Regions from separate parts of the Mus musculus genome. Here region 2 is linked to region 1. A link is a loop called in an ENCODE intact Hi-C map of the cell type or tissue named here. Cell type or tissue: heart. All regions are shown on one strand. Links, peaks and the distances in the headings refer to the core of each region. The heading gives the core; the rest is flanking DNA.

Region 1 (10,888 bases), core at 1,255-9,254:
CTCTGTACAGCCTAGGCTGTCCTGAAACTCACTTTGTAGAGCAGGCTGGCCTTGAACTAAGAAATCTGCCTGCCTCTGTCTCCTGAGTGCTGGGATTAAAGGCATGCGCCACCACGCCCGGCGGAATTTTTCTTTTCTTTTTTTTTTTTTTTTTTTACTTTTATAAAAAGATAACCTATGGGCCAGCAAAATGGCTCAGGATGTAAAAGCACTTTCTTTGAAGCCTGACAACTTGAATTTGATCCCAAAACCTCCGTGTAAAGGTGGAAGGAGGCACAGAATCATAAAATTACCCTCTGAACCCCCCGCCCTCCTGCATGAACCCTCAACATGCACACACATGCTGCCTCGCATGTGCGCGTGCACACACACTCACACACATGTTCTCGAATGTGTGCACGTGCACACACAACCCATATATACATACTAATAACTAAAATAATAATTACAAAGTACATTTTTAAAAGCACGTGAGTGGGGCACTGTAGGTCATGTTTATGGTTCCAGCTATTGAGGGTAGAGGCAGGAAGTTGTTGAAACTCAAAACCATCTCCAGCTACACAGTGGTTTTTACACCAGCCTGGATAACTTACACAGCTCCTATCTCAAAAACAAAACACACTAAATAAATAAATAAATAAGATCACAACAAATAAATAAAAACAATTTAAAGCTGTCACACTGTCACCAGGAAACACCCCCAGTTAGACGGGAACTGCTTCCATGTCTGCTCAGGCCTCACTACCCAAGAGGGAAATGTGCATTTTGTCATAACAGCCAAATGGAAAGAGACAGAAGGACAGACTTGGAACGGAAGGGCATTGTGTATGCCTGGATGAAGGTGGAGGCATAAAGTGGAAAACTTCAAACAAGAAATGAAAGTCCCTAAAAAGAGCGGTTCTCTCGGAACTCCGTTCTCCATAGCCAAACAGCTGCCGCTACACGGCCTAACAGATGAGCAGAGGATAGGAACTACAGTATGGTGACACTCTCGTGGCTGTTGACAACAACCAGAATGCAAACAGCCACACGACGTGGGCCAGCCCTCCCTTGCTACCTACCCAGTGTCCCTAAAAAGCAGAAACAGCAAGCAGGTAAGTTCTGAGGACACTGAGCCCCCTCCAAAGCTATCTCTAGCACACCATGTCACCGCCAGACTCCACTACTGACCATGTGACCAGACCTCAGCCTCTGCCTTCCTGAACTGAGCTTTTGAGACTCATCTAGACTCATCTTAAGTCGGAGCAGAGAGCCGCATCACTGGGTGTTTGAGGAGAACCTCCTAAGAGGAAAGGACAGAACGGAACTGAGAAAGAAGGAACCCAAAATATGCAAACAGGAGGAAGGCAACAGAAAACGATGAAGAAGGGTCTCATTTTCATAAGACACTGAAGGGTGAAATTCAAAAGAAAATCAAATCATCTGCACCAGATTTTAGAAACTGAAAATTGAGAGCAAACTCAAAAAGTCTGTGTGTTTCGGTGGCAGTCCAGAGACGCAGGGGCAGCTCCCAGGGGCCAGAGAAAGGACAAGGGAGAAGGGAGGACTCACTGCTGTTGAATGTCCTGAGACAGGATCTATCATCTGTCAGAGTTGGAAGGGAGTTCCTCTTAGGCAACGTTAAAAAGATATAAACAAGAATACAGTAACTCCAAAGGAAAACATTGTTCCATAAAGGAAACCCAATAGAGCCTCGGGCAGAAATGGCAGGTGCAAGGTCATAGCAATTATGCTTTGAGTATTACTTTTAATAACAATATACTTTAATGATGTGGGACAAAACCAGGACAGGAAAGAGTAATAAGACACACCTCCCCTTCCACAGCACGGAGACTGAAGAACTCTTAAATATCAGAGCAAATGGCATAAGCCTGTTATTAAGAAATACAGAGGTAATGACAATGGAAACAACTTTAAAAAGTTCAGCCCTGAAAACAAACATGTCGGTAACATTATACAGACTGAGCAGGTTTTACACACACACACACACACACACACACAGACACACACACACATACATACATACATACACACACACACAGACACACACACATACAGACACACATACACACACACACATACACACACACACACATACACACACACACACATACATACACACACACACACACATATATATACATACACACACACATACATACATACATACACACACACACACACATACACACACACACACATACACACACACATACATACATACACACACACACACACACACACACACACACACATATATTGTACTGGCTAGTTTTGTGTCAACTTGACACAGCTGGGGTTATCACAGAAAAGGGAGCTTCAGTTGAGGAAATGCCTCCATGAGATCCAACTGTAAGGCATTTTCCCAATTAGTGATCAAGGGGGAAAGGCCCCTTGTGGGTGGGACCATCTCTGGGCTGGTAGTCTTGGTTCTATAAGAGAGCAGGCTGAGCAAGCCAGGGAAAGCAAGCCAGTAAAGAACATCCCTTCATGGCCTCTGCATCAGCTCCTGCTCCCTGACCTGCTTGAGTTCCAGTCCTGACTTCCTTGGTGATAAACAGCAATGTGGAAATGTAAGCTGAATAAACCCTTTCCTCCCCAAATTGCTTCTTGGTCATGATGTTTGTGCAGGAATAGAAACCCTGACTAAGATATATATATATATTAATGAAAATGGCCATGGGTTTGAAAGATAGCAAGAAGGGGTAATACACAAAAGTTAGGAAAGAAAGGGATGGGGAAATGATGGAATTATATTATAACCTCAAAAAAAAAAAAACCAGAAAAAGTAAAGTTTTTAAAGGTTCAAAGTAGTTGTTCCTATAGGAAAACCGGAAGTTCCTATAGGAAAACCGAAGTCTACAGCAAGACAGGCTGTAGTTAGATGTAGAGAAAATGTAGACATAGCCAACTATTCAAATTATATCTGTAGTCCATTTTGATAAAGAAAAGAAGCTTCATTAAATAAATAAATAATAGTGTTCAGAGTTTAAAGACAATTCCTTAGAGAAGCTGTAATAAACTAATTAAGAGATTTTTTTTTTCCAGTCACTTGCCTTCTTCTTCTTTTTTTTTTTTTTTTTTTTAGATAAGCTCTTACTGTGTAGCCATGGCTGAAACTCCCTATGTAGATCAGGTTAACCTGGAAGTCGAGAGACCCCACCTTCCTCTTCCTCTGCAGTGCTGGATTAAAAGGTGTGCACCGCCGTGCGCAGGACGTTTCTTGACACATTAAAAGGGAGAAATCACTGTAGTGACAGGAGAGGACTGGGCCCCTGAGGGAGGAAGGTCCAGAAAGAAGTAGAGAATGAAGTCTGGATCCAGCCTTGCAAGTCAGGACAAAACTACAGGCAGCAGTTCCTTCTGCTCGGGAGTGGAGGTCAGAGGAGGGGAGGGGCCAGGAATATATAAAGTATACAGAAGTATAGAATATGTAATGACCAGAGATAAACATCTCCAAAGCATTCTGATTTAAGCTCAAATCTAAGTTCACTGTGTGAGTGTGTGTGTGAATGTGTGTGTGTGAGTATGTGTTTGTGAGTGAGTGTGTGTGAGTGTGAATGTAAGTGTGTGAATGTGTGAATGTTTGTGAGTGTGTTTGTGTGTGTGTGAGTGTGTGTGAATGTGTGTGTGAATGTGTGTGAGTGTGTGTGAATGTAAGTGTGTGTGTGAATGTAAGTGTGTGTGTGAATGTGTGTGAGTGTGTGTGTGTGTTTACTAGCTCCATATAAAATACACACTGTTTTCAGGAGCTGTCCCCACCTCAATTAAACTACCAATAACTGCAAAGAATACAGGCTCTGCCTGGTGGATTTCGAATTGAAACTGTGAAACAAGATGAGGAATAAATATCTTCTTTGCCTAATGACAGACCTAATGGTTTCATGGTTTGAAATACCTAGCTGATCAATTTGGAATTAATGTAAGCACAGTCTGTTTGTAAAACACATCAACACTCAACACACTAATGTTACATTCCTTCCAGGAGGAAAAATAGTCATTATTCCCCATGAAAAACACAATCTTAGTGCTAATGTTTTTTAAATCTGTTTTTGTCTCTCCTACATTTAAGCTGGAAAGCAATTCTCCCAGAAATTGCATTTTCCACAAAACATTTCAGATTCATTTCGGCAAGGTTCAAGAAGAGTGAGTGAGTTAACAATAACCAAAAGCAAGCACTGAGTTGCCACTTAAATATCGGACTGCATTCAACATTAAAGTTATTCTTGTCATTGATAGAGAAGGGAACTTTAATTTGAAAAGTTTGAACACAGGTGATATCAATACATCCCAATCTTTGGTCTCACAAACTATTTTCAAAAGACATTATAATTAAATGATTTCAGCTAATCAGTAACTTAGAACAAAACGCACAGCAGAAAGACCCAATTCCGCAAGCCTGTGTGTGCACTCCTTCCTTCATAGCTCAGTAAATGTTTGTTTGAGCAAGAGGCAGCTCCAGGCACAGTTTTGGAAGAACAGCCAGCTGAGATAATCATCACTTCACCCTCTTAGCCCCTGAGAACTCTATTAGAAAATAATTCCCAGAAAAATGCAACTTATAAGGACCATGAAAATAGAAACTGTGTTGGTGTCGCCTTTAAAACCATACAAGTTAAATCAGAGCTTGCTTATAAAAGTGCAGAAACATGTGTTCCAAATTACCTGATTTTGACTTCAGGATGACTTGAATGGTGTGTCCATCGTTGGTGACTTCACAGTCCCGGCACACCACATAATTTGGAGACAGGCGGACATCCAGCAGTGAGGGGTCATACCTGGCTTCTCTGGAGTTTAGGTTGATAGGTGACTGGTACTCCCCATTAGCATCAGGAAACACTAAGCCCCACTCAACACCTGAAGACAAAATGAGACTAGGTTGGATTTTTTTAAGGTTAATGACAGTAAAATATAACACAAAAATCTCATAATCCTTAACATTATAGCTGTGACTATCATCTGTATGTAGATGAAATATAAGAAATGTGTGTGGGTTTTTACATTCATTACGTGAGTGATCTGTTGTTAAATATCACACACAAAATCCTCTACTGTCTGTGCATACAGACGCTTTGATGTAGGGATCTAAGAAACTTATGCCATCTTGAAGTGACTAGAAAAAAGATACCTCAGAAATTTCTTCTGCTCATCAGTTCAATTATGTGCAGTACTGGGAAATTTCCTCAAAGCCCCACATGCTCAGAGACAACAGAAAACCTGTAACGCTAATGAGCGCCACTTGTTTAAAATGCAAATACAGTGTCCCATACATATTAGTTCTTTTGCTCTTTTCTCCGTGTATACAGGAAACATGGGCGGGCACTAATGACTATTCGAAGCCCTGGATCTGCGAAGACAGATTTAGAAAACTCTTTTTAAAGTCCCCAAGATCCAGCCTGCAATTCGGGACGGTTTTTCTGAAGTGCGTTTGGTTATACTTCCCAAGACTAGAAAGCAACTCGGTTGCACGTCTGCTCCAGGCTGGGAGATGTGGCTGCCTGGGTGCAGCAGGTGCGAACAGCACTCAGGCAGCCACGGAGGGGCAAGTGGGGGACCGCGTGGGGCGTAGCAGCCGCGACAGCGGCCCCACGAGCCTACCTTCCTCGTAACCCCACTCCACGCCCTCCTCCTCCTCCTCTTCCTCGTCTTCCTCCTTCTCGGGGAAGGCGACTGCATCCTCAATGAAGCTCAGGTCAGCCATGGGCAGCTCTGCGACACGGGTGCGGGAGCGGCAGGCGCGGGGCTGGGGACCGCACTGAGCGTGGCAGTCCCCGCGAGCGCGAGAGGCAGCGGTCCGGCGCAGGCTTGCGCGTTTTAAGGTCGGTGGGGGCGTGTCTGACTCGAGGACACGCCCCCCGCCCTACACTCCCACCTACACCCCCTCTCACCCCACAATCGGGACAGGCAAGCCTGCGAAAATCAAACTGGGGCTGCAGCAACACGGGAAGCCTGCTGCACCCAAGTCCTAATACCCTTTCAAAAGCCTGGAGACTCCAAAATCCGCCCTGTCTCCCGTGCTCCCCTTGCTCCAAACAATTTTCCCAATGGAGTTGCCTTGCTTTGGGAACGGGATTGAGACCGGGAACCCAACAAGACTCCCTGGTCGAATGGTTTATTGGCCATCGTTTACCGGTCAATTTTGTTGGGGTTTGGTTTTGTGAGACTGGGTCTCAAGGAGACCAGGTTGGCTTCAAACTCCTCCCAGTGGAGAAGCGGATGACCTTGAACTGCACAGGGCTCGCTCCACTTTGCAAACACTGGGCTTGCAAGAATGCACCACCACCATGGGGCCAAGCGTGGTGGTGGCAGCTTATCTGAGCGAGTTTTACTTTTTAATCCGTCCTTAAAACACAGGGAAAATGAATATGGATTTTATTTTTCCCAAAATAAGTCCAACAAACATTTCACGAAAAATAATTTAGCAACTAGACATAGGTATAGTTTGAGAAATTTTTACTAAATATATTTCAAAGACAATGAAATGGGGTGTTTGGTTCCACTTTCTAAGTCTGGGGTGCTGCTGCAGGCTCACCTTGCTGTGGACACCGCTCCCAAGCGCCTCGTGAAGTCGCGCAAATAATGAAATGCACACACATTACGAAACAAACAGGAACTTTCCCCGATCCAAAGAGGTCAAGTCGTTACCCCTGAAGCGTGTGTCCCAACCTCAGGCTAATGCTTCATCCTGGTGTTCCAGCCCTGTTCAGTAACCCCTAAGCTCCTTTCCTCCACGATAGCAGATATATTTGCATAGTAAGTTAGTACTCAGGCCTGCAGTATGCTTTGCCTTTTACATAGCCCATGCACACTCCACAGTGTCTGTGAGATTAATGGATGCATCGAGTTCCTCAAACAGGGCGGGGGTGATTGATTAGCTGGGAAATTTTAAGGTGCCGGGTTGCTATCCTTTACTGCCTGTTGGGGCCTTAACTTAAAAAATAAATATCGTATCACGTCTTCAGGAAGTGGATGGAGGCTAAGGAGAAAAACATCAGTTGACCTACTCCTCCACTGTCTGAAGAAAAACAAAAAACAAAAACAAACAAACAAACAAAAAACCTCCTGGACAGCTGCAGCACCCACATGGCCTGTGGGTTTCAGGGTGTGTGTGTATGTTGTTGTTTTTTTTTTTTTTTAATTAGGTACTTTCCTCATTTACATTTTCAATGCTATCCCAAAGGTCCCCCATACCCACCCCCCAATCCCCTACCCACCCACTCCCCCTTTTTGGCCCTGGCGTTCCCCTATACTGGGGCATATAAAGTTTGCAAGTCCAATGGGCCTCTCTTTCCAGTGATGGCCGACTAGGCCATCTTTTGATACATATGCAGCTAAAGACAAGAGCTCCCAGGTACTGGTTAGTTCATATTGTTGTTCCACCTATAGGGTTGCAGTTCCCTTTAGCTCCTTGGGTAATTTCTCTAGCTCCTCCATTAGGGGCCGTGTGACCCATCCAATAGCTGACTGTGATCATCCACTTCTGTGTTTGCTAGGCCCCGGCATAGTCTCACAAGAGAGAGCTATAACTGGGTCCTTTCAGCGAAATCTTGCTAGTGTATGCAATGGTGTCAGCATTTGGAAGCTGATTATGGGATGGATCCCTGCATATGGCAGTCACTAGATGGTCCATCCTTTCGTCACAGCTCCAAATTTTGTCTCTGTAACTCCTTCTATGGGTGTTTTGTTCCCATTTCTAAGAAAGGGTAAAGTGTCCACACTTTGGTCTTCGTTCTTCTTGAATTTCATGCGTTTGGCAAGTTGTATCTTATATCTTGGGTATCGTAAGTTTCTGGGCTATTATCCACTTATCAGTGAGTACATATTGTGCGAGTTCCTTTGTGATTGGGTTACTTCACTCAGGATGATACCCTCCAGGTCCATCCATTTGCCTAGGAATTTCATAAATTCATTTTTTAATAGCTGAGTAGTACTCCATTGTGTAAATGTACCACATTTTCTGTATCCATTCCTCTGTTGAGGGGCATCTGGGTTCTTTCCAGCTTCTGGCTATTATAAACAAGGCTGCTATGAACATAGTGGAGCATGTGTTCTTCTTACCGGTTGGGACATCTTCTGGATATATGCCCAGGAGAGGTATTGCAGGATCCTCCGGTAGTACTATGTCCAATTTTCTGAGGAACCGCCAGACTGATTTCCAGAATGGTTGTACAAGCTTGCAATCCCACCAACAATGGAGGAGTGTTCCCCTTTCTCCACATCCTTGCCAACATCTGCTGTCACCTGAGTTTTTGATCTTAGCCATTCTGACTGGTGTGAGGTGGAATCTCAGGGTTGTTTTGATTTGCATTTCCCTGATGATTAAGGATGTTGAACATTTTTTCAGGTGTTTCTCTGCCATTCGATATTCCTCAGGTGAGAATTCTTTGTTCAGCTCTGAGCCCCATTTTTAATGGGGTTATTTGATTTTCTGGACTCCACCTTCTTGAGTTCTTTATATATATTGGATATTAGTCCCCTATCCGATTTGGGATAGGTAAAGATCCTTTCCCAATCTGTTGGTGGCCTTTTTGTCTTATTGACGGTGTCTTTTGCTTTGCAGAAGCTTTGCAATTTTATGAGGTCCCATTTATCGATTCTTGATCTGTCATTGCTGACGAAGTCCATGCAAAGGCTGGAGAGAATCTCTATAAAAAGATACCTGGGTCATTCTGAATTCAACATTAATATTCCCCTATGCCCTTAAACGAGCATACATGTGATATTGTGGCCATTTTTGTCTGACCTCTGACTGCATTTAAAGTACATGAACATGGAAGTGTTTACCAAATCAAATGACATCAGACTATCCCTGACAATTAAATTTTTCATGAGTAAATGGTGTGCCATATTTATTATAGACAGGCTGAAAAATTGAATTGTTACTCTTGAGGTTTGCAGCCAACAGCGTCACATATAGCAAGAAGGCATTGCTACTCAAAAATATGGCTTCCTGTAAGACAAGCATTGGTTTGGCTCATATCATTTTGTTCTGGACTTTCAAGCTTATTTGTATAATATAACTCCTATAAGCAAGCAAACAGTAACTCCAGCTACATAGACATGAGCCGTTTTGCTCTGCAACCAAATATTCAATTACCATCCTTAATTGCTTTGAGACTGTGTGCTTCGTATGCTGCTAATTATTAACACCTTAAGACCTCTCCACAGATCCCCTGCTATATTGCCACCAAAGATTGCATTATTAGCTCTAGTTATTATAAAATTCTGTCATCAGAAAATCTAAACACAGATCAAAGATATAGGCCAATTCTTTAATTGACAAAATAGAACAAGCACACCCAAACCCAATATCAGAATCTAAACATATCCATGCTTCACATTAGGAACAGAAGTATCTCCTGACTCTGGGTCTCTCTTAAGTTACTATGGTATTTGAGACTTTGTCTTCATTTGCTCACACTTAGTGTTTGCATACCTGATGTCAAACCAGATCAGCAGAACATTCTCTTAACACTCGGATCTTATCACAAAGTACCGATTGATATAAGCATGGGTCCCTGGAAGGGGCAAGCTCCACTAGATATCACAGGAACAGAGAAAGTAGGGTCCCATCTCAGAGATTATCAATACTCTTGTCCTCCCAGTCAATCTTCCTTGTCCTTTGTCTGCCCTATCAAGACTTGCTAAAGTGCATTGATGAGGTTGGGTCCTGGAGTGATCATGTCTAACTGTCACCCTCTCACACTGCATGCTCCTTATCTTCTTGGAGTACCTTGACAGTAGAGCTGGCTTGTCTGTGGCAAATGCTCTCTAGGCAGATCTTCATTCTGGATCTTCAGCAGCAATGAAAGTGGAAGACCCCAAAGGAAGAAAACACACTTCTGTCCTAAGGAAGTTACAATTTCCCTGTTACAATATCATGAGTGCATTTCATGTTACTTTATGCAATTAGCTCCTCTGCTCTCTCCTCCCCCTCCCCCTTCCCTTCCCCCTCGTCCCTTTGGTGGTCCTCTTCCACCTCACAAATATCTTCCCTTCTGCATCCATGCCACACATCTTCCCTTAGGCTCCTTTGTCGCCTCCCGCTCCTAGCCTTCAAGCCTCTCCCTCTCTCTGATATCCTACTTCATGTCCCATATGTGTGTGTGCCCATGCGCACACACACACACACACACACACACACACACACACACTCCTCACATAAGACAAAATGTTTATCTTTCTGGGTCTGGTTTATATGTCCATTTTACTATAGTTGTCATAATTTCATTCTTCCTTATACCTGACTAAAATTCCATAAAAAGTCCATTGTGTACATGTACATTTTCCCTATCCATTATTTGTTGGTAGGCATTGAGTCCGGTTCATCTCCTCGGTGTTGTGAAAAGGGAGGGGGGGGCAGTAATAACCTTGTAGGTACAAGTATGGCTGTGGTGTGCTGGCTTTGAGTCCTTCTGCTGTGTACCCAGAGCTTGTATAGCTGCATCAAATGATAGTTCTATTTTTAGATTTTTTTTTCAAGGAGTATGCATACTGACTTTCATAGTGGATGTACTGTCCACACCAACAGTGTGTAAGTGTTCCTCTCCAAGACCAGCACAGACACAATGATGTACAACTGTATCACAGCACTGGGGAAGCAAAGACAGGCAAATGGGCAGGGCTTGCTGGCCAGTCAGCCTAGCCTACTTGACAAACTCTAGGCTGAATACCATAGATGACACCAGAGAAATGACACCCTAAGTTAACTTTAGCTTTCGTGTCCACCTGCACACATACACGCACGCACGCACACACACACACACACACACACACACACACACACGCACGCACGCACACACGTGCACGCGCACACTGGAGGTAAGGTTATCATCTTTCCCCAGCTACATTTGCTACTTGTTTTCTTGAGGACAGTCATTATAATGAG
Region 2 (10,888 bases), core at 1,650-9,649, 48 kb before region 1:
TGGGTCATGCCATATTTAAGGTAGAGTCTTGGTGATTTTCAACCCTTCCCTTGGGGCCTGTTACACCAGCGTGAGCCAGTGTGTTTATCCTGAAAAATACATGGACGCCTGGCTTGACTCAGTGTGTGAGAAATAACAACAGGACTTAAGAAGCCAGGGAACATTGACTAGGCAATTCATGATAAATGGTCAGTCCATGAAAATATCCCTAGACATCAAGGACACAAGAGTTTCCAGGTCACACAGGTGAAAAACACATCATGCCAGGACAACTAGGAGCCCAAAAGAAACACTGGGAAGCTTGGCTTCAGGTCCTCCTAGGCTTTGACACATGTCCCCTTCCCAGTATCACCCTGTAACAAACTGTAACTGGTAACTTTAGCAGCTATTCAGACTCCCATATGTCCTTCTAGAGAGTTATCAAGCCTAAAGATGGCCATTGGGAATTCATATAAAACCATTTTACCTCATTTAAATAATGATTTACCTTATATTGAATATCCTGGAGGATCTCAGTCACAGCCTTCAAGCCAACATGTTCCTTCCCGATCTGAAACGCACAAAGCATAAACACATTTTTCATGCTTAGCTTTTACCCAAAGTAACTACAAGAAGCAAGGCCCCAGTCCACCTGAATGAACTTCTTGGAAACTAAATTACTTTCCTATTTATGCTCATACCAATAACTATAGGTAAGGCTTGAACAATATAATACCTGAGAACTTATCAAAATTCATGTTACTATAGATATTTATCATTTATGATGTCATAGGCAATATATAAAACCATAAAAGCTTCTATAGAAAAATAGCATAAGTAGTTGTGAGTTAAAGTTATGCAATATATATCTAACGTCTTGCCTATCTCTCTAATTAGCCTTGAAATGTGGTCTGTAGACCAGACTGGCCTCAGACATCTGCCTGCCTCTATCTCTGCCTCCTAGGTACTGGAATTAAAGGCATACATCACCATGCCCAGACCTTTCACTTTTATTTATTTACCTATTTTGCCCTGTATTCTTGCTTTTGCCATTTAGAGAGCATTGCCATAAAAATGTAATCAAAGTTGAAATTCTTCTTTAACTCAGAAGTGGATGTATTGTTTCATAAGTTAATATCAAAATTAAAACATCTCTGGAGTATTGCTGATCACTATTCAATAGCCTTTTCTTCATGGTTTTCAAAGCTTTCATATAATATATATATATATATTACATGATACATATTTATATATTATTTATAAAATATACATTTCTACTTTAAATATGTGTGTATGTTTAAAGTAGTATTCCAAAACCTGATACTTGAAATAAGTTTCTGTCAGTTATGTCCTTGTCTTTGTAAATCTCTAGTGACATCTAACTGCCACTTTGAGCCTCTCTCCAGTGGCCCTGACAACAGCGAGGAAGAGCATCAGACATCACCTCGAACAGACAGGCACTGCTGTGCTAGGCTTTTTCTCTTTACAATATGTCTGCAGACTGACCTGCAAGAAGCTACAGTAGCTGGCAACAATGCGTACCTTTGTTTCTTTAACATTAACTGTGAAATACGCAAGAGAAAGAAACAATGAAGAATGGCTGCTAGTCTAGTCAGCTCAACGTAATCAAAAACTTTCCTGAGAAGGGCTCTAAAAACAGAAAATAACATTTCTAGAGCTTAAGTAAACAAGCCCCCTTTAATAACTAAGTGCTTCCTTTAATAAATTGCCCTTGGTTATGGTGTCTCTTTACAATAATAAAGCAATAACTAACACAATATGATAGATGATAACTATTACAATACATATTATTGTAAATATATGCATGAATGTGCACGCCAGGAGCCTTCCTTGATCATCGGGAGAAATGGCATTTCCTTATGTTCATGGTTTTAGGAGGAGGAGGCAGCTCTTAGAGGCATGAATGTCTAATTGGGATCCATTTTCCCTTTAGGAATCTCCTGTCAGATCATAAACTCTGAGAAGAGTCCACATCAGAACACTGTAAAGCCACACAATACAGTGGTCCAGCGGTGAGCTGGACACACAGCACTGACCAGCCTACTTCTGTTTCTGACTCTGTCACATTTGAGCTCCGTGATCTCAGACTAGTTACTTTACCCCCTCTGTCCTCCTTGCTGTCTTTTTGAAGTTTTCAGCTCTAAGAGGTCACTCTCTCTGATCAAACCTTCACACTCACCCAGCCCTCTCCTTTGTTCTCTCCCTTTACTGTGTTAGCAGCTGACATACTCAGCCCCTTGATTCATCCTTTCTCATTAAATTGAATGACATCTTTCTATCTTTCAGCTCTCCCATCCCTTTATCCCCCAAAATCGCCTACTCTCCAATTGATCATCACAATCTACTGCATGTCCTTCCTCTTATGTGGAGGAGACTAATACCTCATATGCTGTCCCACCCAGGCCATGCCATCCAGCCTTAAGTGGGCTTGCTGCACACACCCTTATGTGGGTTTATTATCTCTCTCTCTCCTGGCTGTTTCAAAGCCGAACCCTACGTGCAGAATCCTCTTACTCTGCAATACTGCTTTGCATGTTTCAGAATAATAAAGAACCCCAAACACGAGCTTCCGTCACTTCCTGACCTGTCTTCACCTAAGAACGTGGCTGCTGTGTGTGAGGCCTTAAATCCAAGCAGCCACTCCACACCCTCCCTTCTCCTTTAAGATGCCTTTGTTTGAACCACCCCCTCTCTCCTTCCCTTCTCTGTATATTCTAAACTGTGTCTGCACTAGCTCGCAGACCTCAAACCCACCACGGACTCTACTCCTTTGGTCTTCTCTTGCTTGAGTCAAGCCTTTAGAAATAACTTCAGCCCCCACTGCCCCCACTTCCTACTCTGGGGCTCCATTGCTGTGGCCCAAGGCGCCAGCCTGGGATGTGGAAACTTCAGCCCCTTTCTCCTCTGTTTCCTCTGACATTCATCAGCCACTCCTGAGTCTTTCCTCATAGCAAGTGCATGGAGGTGAGAATATCTGCATATATTCTGGGCCTTTCTGTGGCCACAAGCTTGCTCCTAGAAATGTTGGGCTGGTCCCAGGGGGGGCTAAGTTTTCAATCCAGGGCCCCCCTCAGTCCTCAGTTCATTATACATATTCAGTATCAGACAATGGTAACAGTAAACAACCATACCTAATAAAACCCCAAATCCACCAAGTCTGACCAGGAAGCTGTTCCCATCTCCCCAACAAACGACGACACCCCAAACGACGACATCTTGTTTATTTGTGCTTCTAAGTTTATTATCCTTATTCTTATTCCTAATGTCTTCCACTGCCTTACCTTTGCCCAACTTGATACTCCACTCCCCTTTCCAGGTTGCAGAAAAAAGTCTTTCTAAATTAATTCTTCAATACAATGAAAATTAAATACATTTACTGTCAACAGTTTGACATTTCTTTCTACATATAATGGTTGTAAAACTAAAGGAATATTGAGCTGTGCCTATGTAGACATGAAGTAGAGATGGGGAGAGAACTCCATTTCAAATGCAAGGAGGTGCTTTAATTCTGTCCATGGGCCTTAGTTGCTCTTCTTCCAGACCAGAAGGCTGCTAAGATTCCCAAGGACCGTTTCATCTCTACTAAGTCCTTCAGCATACCATGAAGCTGAGGACAAAGTTTAAAACTCACCTTAGGGTATCTTTTAAATCTCTACTTCATGGCACATGGTACCATTTTATGCATTTATGCATTTGCTAAACCGTGTTAGAGTCACTGTGGTCACAGAGATCAATGCCCACTTAGACTGGCTAAATCTGCCATGGTCTCAGCCTATCTTTATCATTGTTTTCTATAAAGCATTTCAAATCATCTTTGAGTGAAAATTATTAATAACAAAAAGACAAGGTGACTCACTACATGATTACAGTGTTGATTTTTCTTAGATTTTTGTAGTGAGCTTGGGTCTAAAAATTTTTTCTGAAATTCTTTTTCTTAAATAAAATGAAGTCTGACTTCAGGAGATATTTTCCAAATTGTTTCTCCAAAGGCCCCAGATACCACTCTGAAGAAAACATCTGATAAATAAATGAACTATTTTATACAAGAAATATAGCTCAACTCTTGAGAACTGACTGTCAAATTATGAGCATTTATATGTGTTTAATTTGACCTCTAAGCAATAAAATTGAGAGTTTAAAAAACTATTCCACACAATGACTAAGGGAAAACATCTTCCCACAGCATAACCTCACAGCAGACAATTTACCTGAACAAATAGTGCAATGATGGCGATACCATGGGGCTTCCCAACCGCCTCATCGATGCTGCCAAACAGTGTGGAATTCCAGTGGATCAGGTGGAGCTGCAGGCACAAGACAGACCGACCACATCACTTAACACACTACTCAGACAAGCAGGCAGTGTCTACCCCCCTTGCAGAACAAACATGGTATCAAGCGTAAAGGGAGATCAAAACCAGTCGGAAGCAGACTACCGCCCCAGGAGAAGCTGTCTCAAAGAGCGCTTCCTGTGTATCTCTGTTCCGCTCAATGGGACTCAAGAATGATTTCACACGGGCTGAGCATCATTAAATCCTAGCCCAGTGGGTTGCCATGGAGCAAAACTACAGGTCTAGAGGCAAACACCATTCCTCACAGGAAGGACGGAGGCAGGCTGTGTGTGGCTCGGTGGTGGAGTGGTAGTATACGTCAACCCTTGCACCAACAGTTTGGGAGATTTGGATTAGAACCTGTATCACTGTCCAGCGGTTCCAGTACAAAGCTGCTCTCAAAATCTGGCAAATTGTCTCAACCACCTGAGAATACCCAGAAACAGCAAATATTGGGCAGGGGAAAGGAGCTTTTTAAAAAACTTATGGTAAAGTAATGAATGCAGATGCACATTTCTAGAAAAAGACCACTTCCGTGACTACCGATAAAACCTCATCTGTGAAGCAATGGCAGGCAATGCTGAGGAGCCGGTGCTCTCACCTCACAAAACTGTTTTCAGACATGCTTTCTAGATCATGCACCTGTGCCTATAGCTCCCACACACACAGCAAGTAGCCAAATCGTGTCCCCCACATGACCTCCACAAGTTTCCCCCTCTCTACCCCTCACACCTCCCATACCACCCACACAAAATAAATAAATGAAAATTGAAGCACTTCCTCGTTTCAAAAGCAATTCTCACCAGAAACAAAAGCACGCCTCAAATGTGATCGTTGTACATTTTGGGATCTTGAAATTTCCAAGAGAGACTGAAATAGGGAGTGCCTAAAGTTTGCTTTCCTGTGCCTGCTCTTGGGACTCTTCCTACAGTTGGGTTGCCTTGTCCAACTTCAATATGATTTTTTGTTTCATCTTATTGTATTTTATTTTGTAATGTTCGGTTATCGTTGTCTCTTAGATGTGTGTTCTAATGAGAAACAAAAGGGGAGTGGATCCAAGTGGGAAGGAACTGGGAAGAGAAGAGGGAGGGGAACCTATAATCAGAATACATTGTAAGACGAGAGTATATTTTTGAAAAAATTAAAACACCAACTGACCACTAGAGGGAGGTAAGGAAGTCAGTAATGGACTGAAGAACCGAGGCCAGGCTGCACAGCCTCACTGGGTCTGTAAGTGTCCAGTATTAATTCTCGAGGCCCTGCCTTTCTGAATGCAGCCTCACATCAACTCCCAGTTAACCACAAAATGCTGAATAATTTTGTTCTTTCTTCTGTGAGTGCAGCAATGGCTTTCCAAAACCCCATGGTGCAGATAAGGGATAGTGGGTCCCGCTTCATCAACAAAGCTCTGAGCCCTCCATCAGAAGGGATTTTATTCATCATATCACACACTTTGATGACATTTTCTTCCCATAACAGTATTATGGGACACTTTTTTCCAGAAATGAAATATTAAGAAACATTTTTAAAGTATGACTTTTTGCCTTCCGTTTGGCATGTGGAGTCTGGCCGAGTCATTACTCACACCTGCCCCCTCAGAATTTGGCAAATTCCTTTAAGCACTTTAACAACCCTAAGACTCCCCACTCTCTATGTGTGCATAGCACACGGTAGCTGTTTCAGGAAGTACAGCACACGGAGCGGGTAAAGGGGGACGTCCTAGTAAAGGAGCCCAACAAAACCACACGATCCAGCCCAGCTCACAGCTTGTCACACGGACAGTAGGTGTCTTGATATGCAATGAAGATGGCACTGTGCCTCTGGGTTCCTCCTCCCAGCAACCCTTCATAACAATGTAATCGTGACTGGAATGTCAGGCACAACACCTGGCCAGGACATCTCAGAACTGTCAAAACCATCGAGTAGAAAATGAGAAAATGTCACGGGTAAGGGAAGCTGAAGAACTAAAGAGTGTTAACAGTGATAGGATTTCATAAATGAGATTTAGAGACAGAAGGAAATTCCATAGAAATTCAGGGACTATGAATGAGATATAGACTTAAGAATGTATCCATGTTGGCCCACTAATTCTAACCGATGTATGTCGATAGGAGAAAATGCTATGTGGCACACAGAAATGTCTTAGATTATGTTCATAATTTTTCTGCAAATCTCAAGCTGTTGTAAAAATGGTGATTTGTTGTTGCTGTTGTTGTTGTTTCCCTTAAAGGAAAATAAGGGAAACCCTAGCATTTCAGCCATTCCAAGATAAAAACCTACAGCAGCTCTCTGTGGTCTCCACATGTCAAACACAAGAATTCAAACTAGAGCGGTCGCCATCTTGGTCCGGGACCCGCCGAACTTAGGAAATTAGTCTGAACAGGTGAGAGGGTGCGCCAGAGAACCTGACAGCTTCTGGAACAGGCAGAAGCACAGAGGCGCTGAGGCAGCACCCTGTGTGGGCCGGGGACAGCCGGCCACCTTCCAGACCGGAGGACAGGTGCCCACCCGGCTGGGGAGACGGCCTAAGCCACAGCAGCAGCGGTCGCCATCTTGGTCCCGGGACTCCAAGGAACTTAGGAATTTAGTCTGCTTAGGTGAGAGTCTGTACCACCTGGGAACTGCCAAAGCAACACACTGTCTGAGAAAGGTCCTGTTTTGGGCCTTCTTCTTCGGCCAGGAGGAGGTCCAAATACAAGATATCTGCGCACCTTCCCTGTAAGAGAGCTTGCCAGCAGAGAGTGCTCTGAGCACTGAAACTCAGAGGAGAGAATCTGTCTCCCAGGTCTGCTGATAGACGGTAACAGAATCACCAGAAGAACAATCTCTAAACAGAGTCAACTATAACTACTAACTCCAGAGATTACCAGATGGCGAAAGGTAAACGGAGGAATCTTACTAACAGGAACCAAGACCACTCACCATCACCAGAACCCAGCACACCCACTTCGCCCAGTCCAGGGAACCCCAACACACCTGAGAACCTAGACCTAGATTTAAAAGCATATCTCATGATGATGGTAGAGGACATCAAGAAGGACTTTAATAAATCACTTAAAGAAATACAGGAGAACACTGCTAAAGAGTTACAAGTCCTTAAAGAAAAACAGGAAAACACAATCAAACAGGTAGAAGTCCTTACAGAAAAAGAGGAAAAAACATACAAACAGGTGATGGAAATGAACAAAACCATACTAGACCTAAAAAGGGAAGTAGACACAATAAAGAAAACTCAAAGCGAGGCAACACTAGAGATAGAAACCCTAGGAAAGAAATCTGGAACCATAGATTTGAGCATCAGCAACAGAATACAAGAGATGGAAGAGAGAATCTCAGGTGCAGAAGATTCCATAGAGAACATCGGCACAACAATCAAAGAAAATGGAAAATGCAAAAAGATCCTAACTCAAAATATCCAGGAAATCCAGGACACAATAAGAAGACCAAACGTACGGATAATAGGAGTGGATGAGAATGAAGATTTTCAACTCAAAGGTCCAGCAAACATCTTCAACAAAATTATTGAAGAAAACTTCCCAAATCTAAAGAATGAGATGCATATGAACATACAAGAAGCCTACAGAACTCCAAATAGACTGGACCAGAAAAGAAATTCCTCCCGACACATAATAATCAGAACATCAAATGCACTAAATAAAGATAGAATACTAAAAGCAGTAAGGGAAAAAGGTCAAGTAACATATAAAGGCAAGCCTATCAGAATTACACCAGATTTTTCACCAGAGACTATGAAAGCCAGAAGAGCCTGGACAGATGTTATACAGACACTAAGAGAACACAAACTGCAGCCCAGGCTACTATACCCAGCCAAACTCTCAATTATCATAGAGGGAGAAACCAAAGTATTCCACGACAAAACCAAATTCACGCATTATCTCTCCACGAATCCAGCCCTTCAAAGGATAATAACAGAAAAAAACCAATACAAGAACGGGAACAACGCCCTAGAAAAAACAAGAAGGTAATCCCTCAACAAACCTAAAAGAAGACAGCCACAAGAACAGAATGCCACCTTTAACAACTAAAATAACAGGAAGCAACAATTACTTTTCCTTAATATCTCTTAACATCAATGGTCTCAACTCGCCAATAAAAAGACATAGACTAACAAACTGGCTACACAAACAAGACCCAACATTTTGCTGCTTACAGGAAACTCATCTCAGAGAAAAAGATAGACACTACCTCAGAATGAAAGGCTGGAAAACAATTTTCCAAGCAAATGGTATGAAGAAACAAGCAGGAGTAGCCATCCTAATATCTGATAAGATTGACTTCCAACCCAAAGTCATCAAAAAAGACAAGGAGGGACACTTCATTCTCATCAAAGGTAAAATCCTCCAAGAGGAACTCTCAATTCTGAATATCTATGCTCCAAATACAAGAGCAGCCACATTCACTAAAGAAACTTTAGTAAAGCTCAAAGCACACATTGCGCCTCACACAATAATAGTGGGAGACTTCAACACACCACTTTCACCAATGGACAGATCATGGAAACAGAAACTAAACAGGGACACACTGAAACTAACAGAAGTGATGAAACAAATGGATCTGACAGATATCTACAGAACATTTTATCCTAAAACAAAAGGATATACCTTCTTCTCAGCACCTCATGGTACCTTCTCCAAAATTGACCACATAATAGGTCACAAATCAGGCCTCAACAGATTCAAAAATATTGAAATTGTCCCATGTATCCTATCAGATCACCATGCACTAAGGCTGATCTTCAATAACAAAATAAATAACAGAAAGCCAACATTCACATGGAAACTGAACAACACTCTTCTCAATGATACCTTGGTCAAGGAAGGAATAAAGAAAGAAATTAAAGACTTTTTAGAGTTTAATGAAAATGAAGCCACAACGTACCCAAACCTTTGGGACACAATGAAAGCATTTCTAAGAGGGAAACTCATAGCTATGAGTGCCTTCAAGAAAAAACGGGAGAGAGCACATACTAGCAGCTTGACAACACATCTAAAAGCTCTAGAAAAAAAGGAAGCAAATTCACCCAAGAGGAGTAGACGGCAGGAAATAATCAAACTCAGGGGTGAAATCAACCAAGTGGAAACAAGAAGAACTATTCAAAGAATTAACCAAACGAGGAGTTGGTTCTTTGAGAAAATCAACAAGATAGATAAACCCTTAGCTAGACTCACTAAAGGGCACAGGGACAAAATCCTAATTAACAAAATCAGAAATGAAAAGGGAGACATAACAACAGATCCTGAAGAAATCCAAAACACCATCAGATCCTTCTACAAAAGGCTATACTCAACAAAACTGGAAAACCTGGACGAAATGGACAAATTTCTGGACAGATACCAGGTACCAAAGTTGAATCAGGATCAAGTTGACCTTCTAAACAGTCCCATATCCCCTAAAGAAATAGAAGCAGTTATTAATAGTCTCCCAGCCAAAAAAAGCCCAGGACCAGACGGGTTTAGTGCAGAGTTCTATCAGACCTTCAAAGAAGATCTAACTCCAGTTCTGCACAAACTTTTTCACAAGATAGAAGTAGAAGGTATTCTACCCAACTCATTTTATGAAGCCACTATTACTCTGATACCTAAACCACAGAAAGATCCAACAAAGATAGAGAACTTCAGACCAATTTCTCTTATGAACATCGATGCAAAAATTCTTAATAAAATTCTCGCTAACCGAATCCAAGAACACATTAAAGCAATCATCCATCCTGACCAAGTAGGTTTTATTCCAGGGATGCAGGGATGGTTTAATATACGAAAATCCATCAATGTAATCCATTATATAAACAAACTCAAAGACAAAAACCACATGATCATCTCGTTAGATGCAGAAAAAGCATTTGACAAGATCCAACACCCATTCATGATAAAAGTTCTAGAAAGATCAGGAATTCAAGGCCAATACCTAAACATGATAAAAGCAATCTACAGCAAACCAGTAGCCAACATCAAAGTAAATGGAGAGAAGCTGGAAGCAATCCCACTAAAATCAGGGACTAGACAAGGCTGCCCACTTTCTCCCTACCTTTTCAACATAGTACTTGAAGTATTAGCCAGAGCAATTCGACAACAAAAGGAGATCAAGGGGATACAAATTGGAAAAGAGGAAGTCAAAATATCACTTTTTGCAGATGATATGATAGTATATATAAGTGACCCTAAAAATTCCAACAGAGAACTCCTAAACCTGATAAACAGCTTTGGTGAAGTAGCTGGATATAAAATAAACTCAAACAAGTCAATGGCCTTTCTCTACACAAAGAATAAACAGGCTGAGAAAGAAATTAGGGAAACAACACCCTTCTCAATAGCCACAAATAATATAAAATATCTCGGCGTGACTCTAACGAAGGAAGTGAAAGATCTGTATGATAAAAACTTCAAGTCCCTGAAGAAAGAAATTAAAGAAGATCTCAGAAGATGGAAAGATCTCCCATGCTCATGGATTGGCAGGACCAACATTGTAAAAATGGCTATCTTGCCAAAAGCAATCTACAGATTCAATGCAATCCCCATTAAAATTCCAACTCAATTCTT

The links. Peaks named below come from ENCODE experiments on the same cell type or tissue, not always from the same donor. Only the 100,000 strongest peaks of a DNase experiment are listed, where the experiment ranks them.
Region 2: a loop joins it to region 1, with 2.3 times the contacts of the local background. A loop is called at or near these places in 4 of 42 quality-filtered maps.

What each region holds. Positions count from the first base shown.
Region 1 is chr4:8,233,254-8,244,141 of GRCm38, forward strand. It overlaps Car8 (carbonic anhydrase 8), which reads right to left and starts at 5,788. Exons shown (of 9, transcript NM_007592.3): 1 at 5,599-5,788; 2 at 4,666-4,857. The coding sequence starts at 5,701. In heart, for the core only: no CTCF peak of the experiment used is centred there; a DNase peak (open chromatin) is centred at 5,738; H3K4me3 peaks cover 1,362 bases; H3K27ac peaks cover 1,015 bases.
Region 2 is chr4:8,185,089-8,195,976 of GRCm38, forward strand. Car8 (carbonic anhydrase 8) reads right to left here. Exons shown (of 9, transcript NM_007592.3): 4 at 4,209-4,304; 5 at 488-550. Among named protein-coding and RNA genes, the nearest start is that of Car8, 49 kb to the right of the region's middle. In heart, for the core only: a CTCF peak has its summit at 5,486 (motif pointing right); no DNase peak of the experiment used is centred there.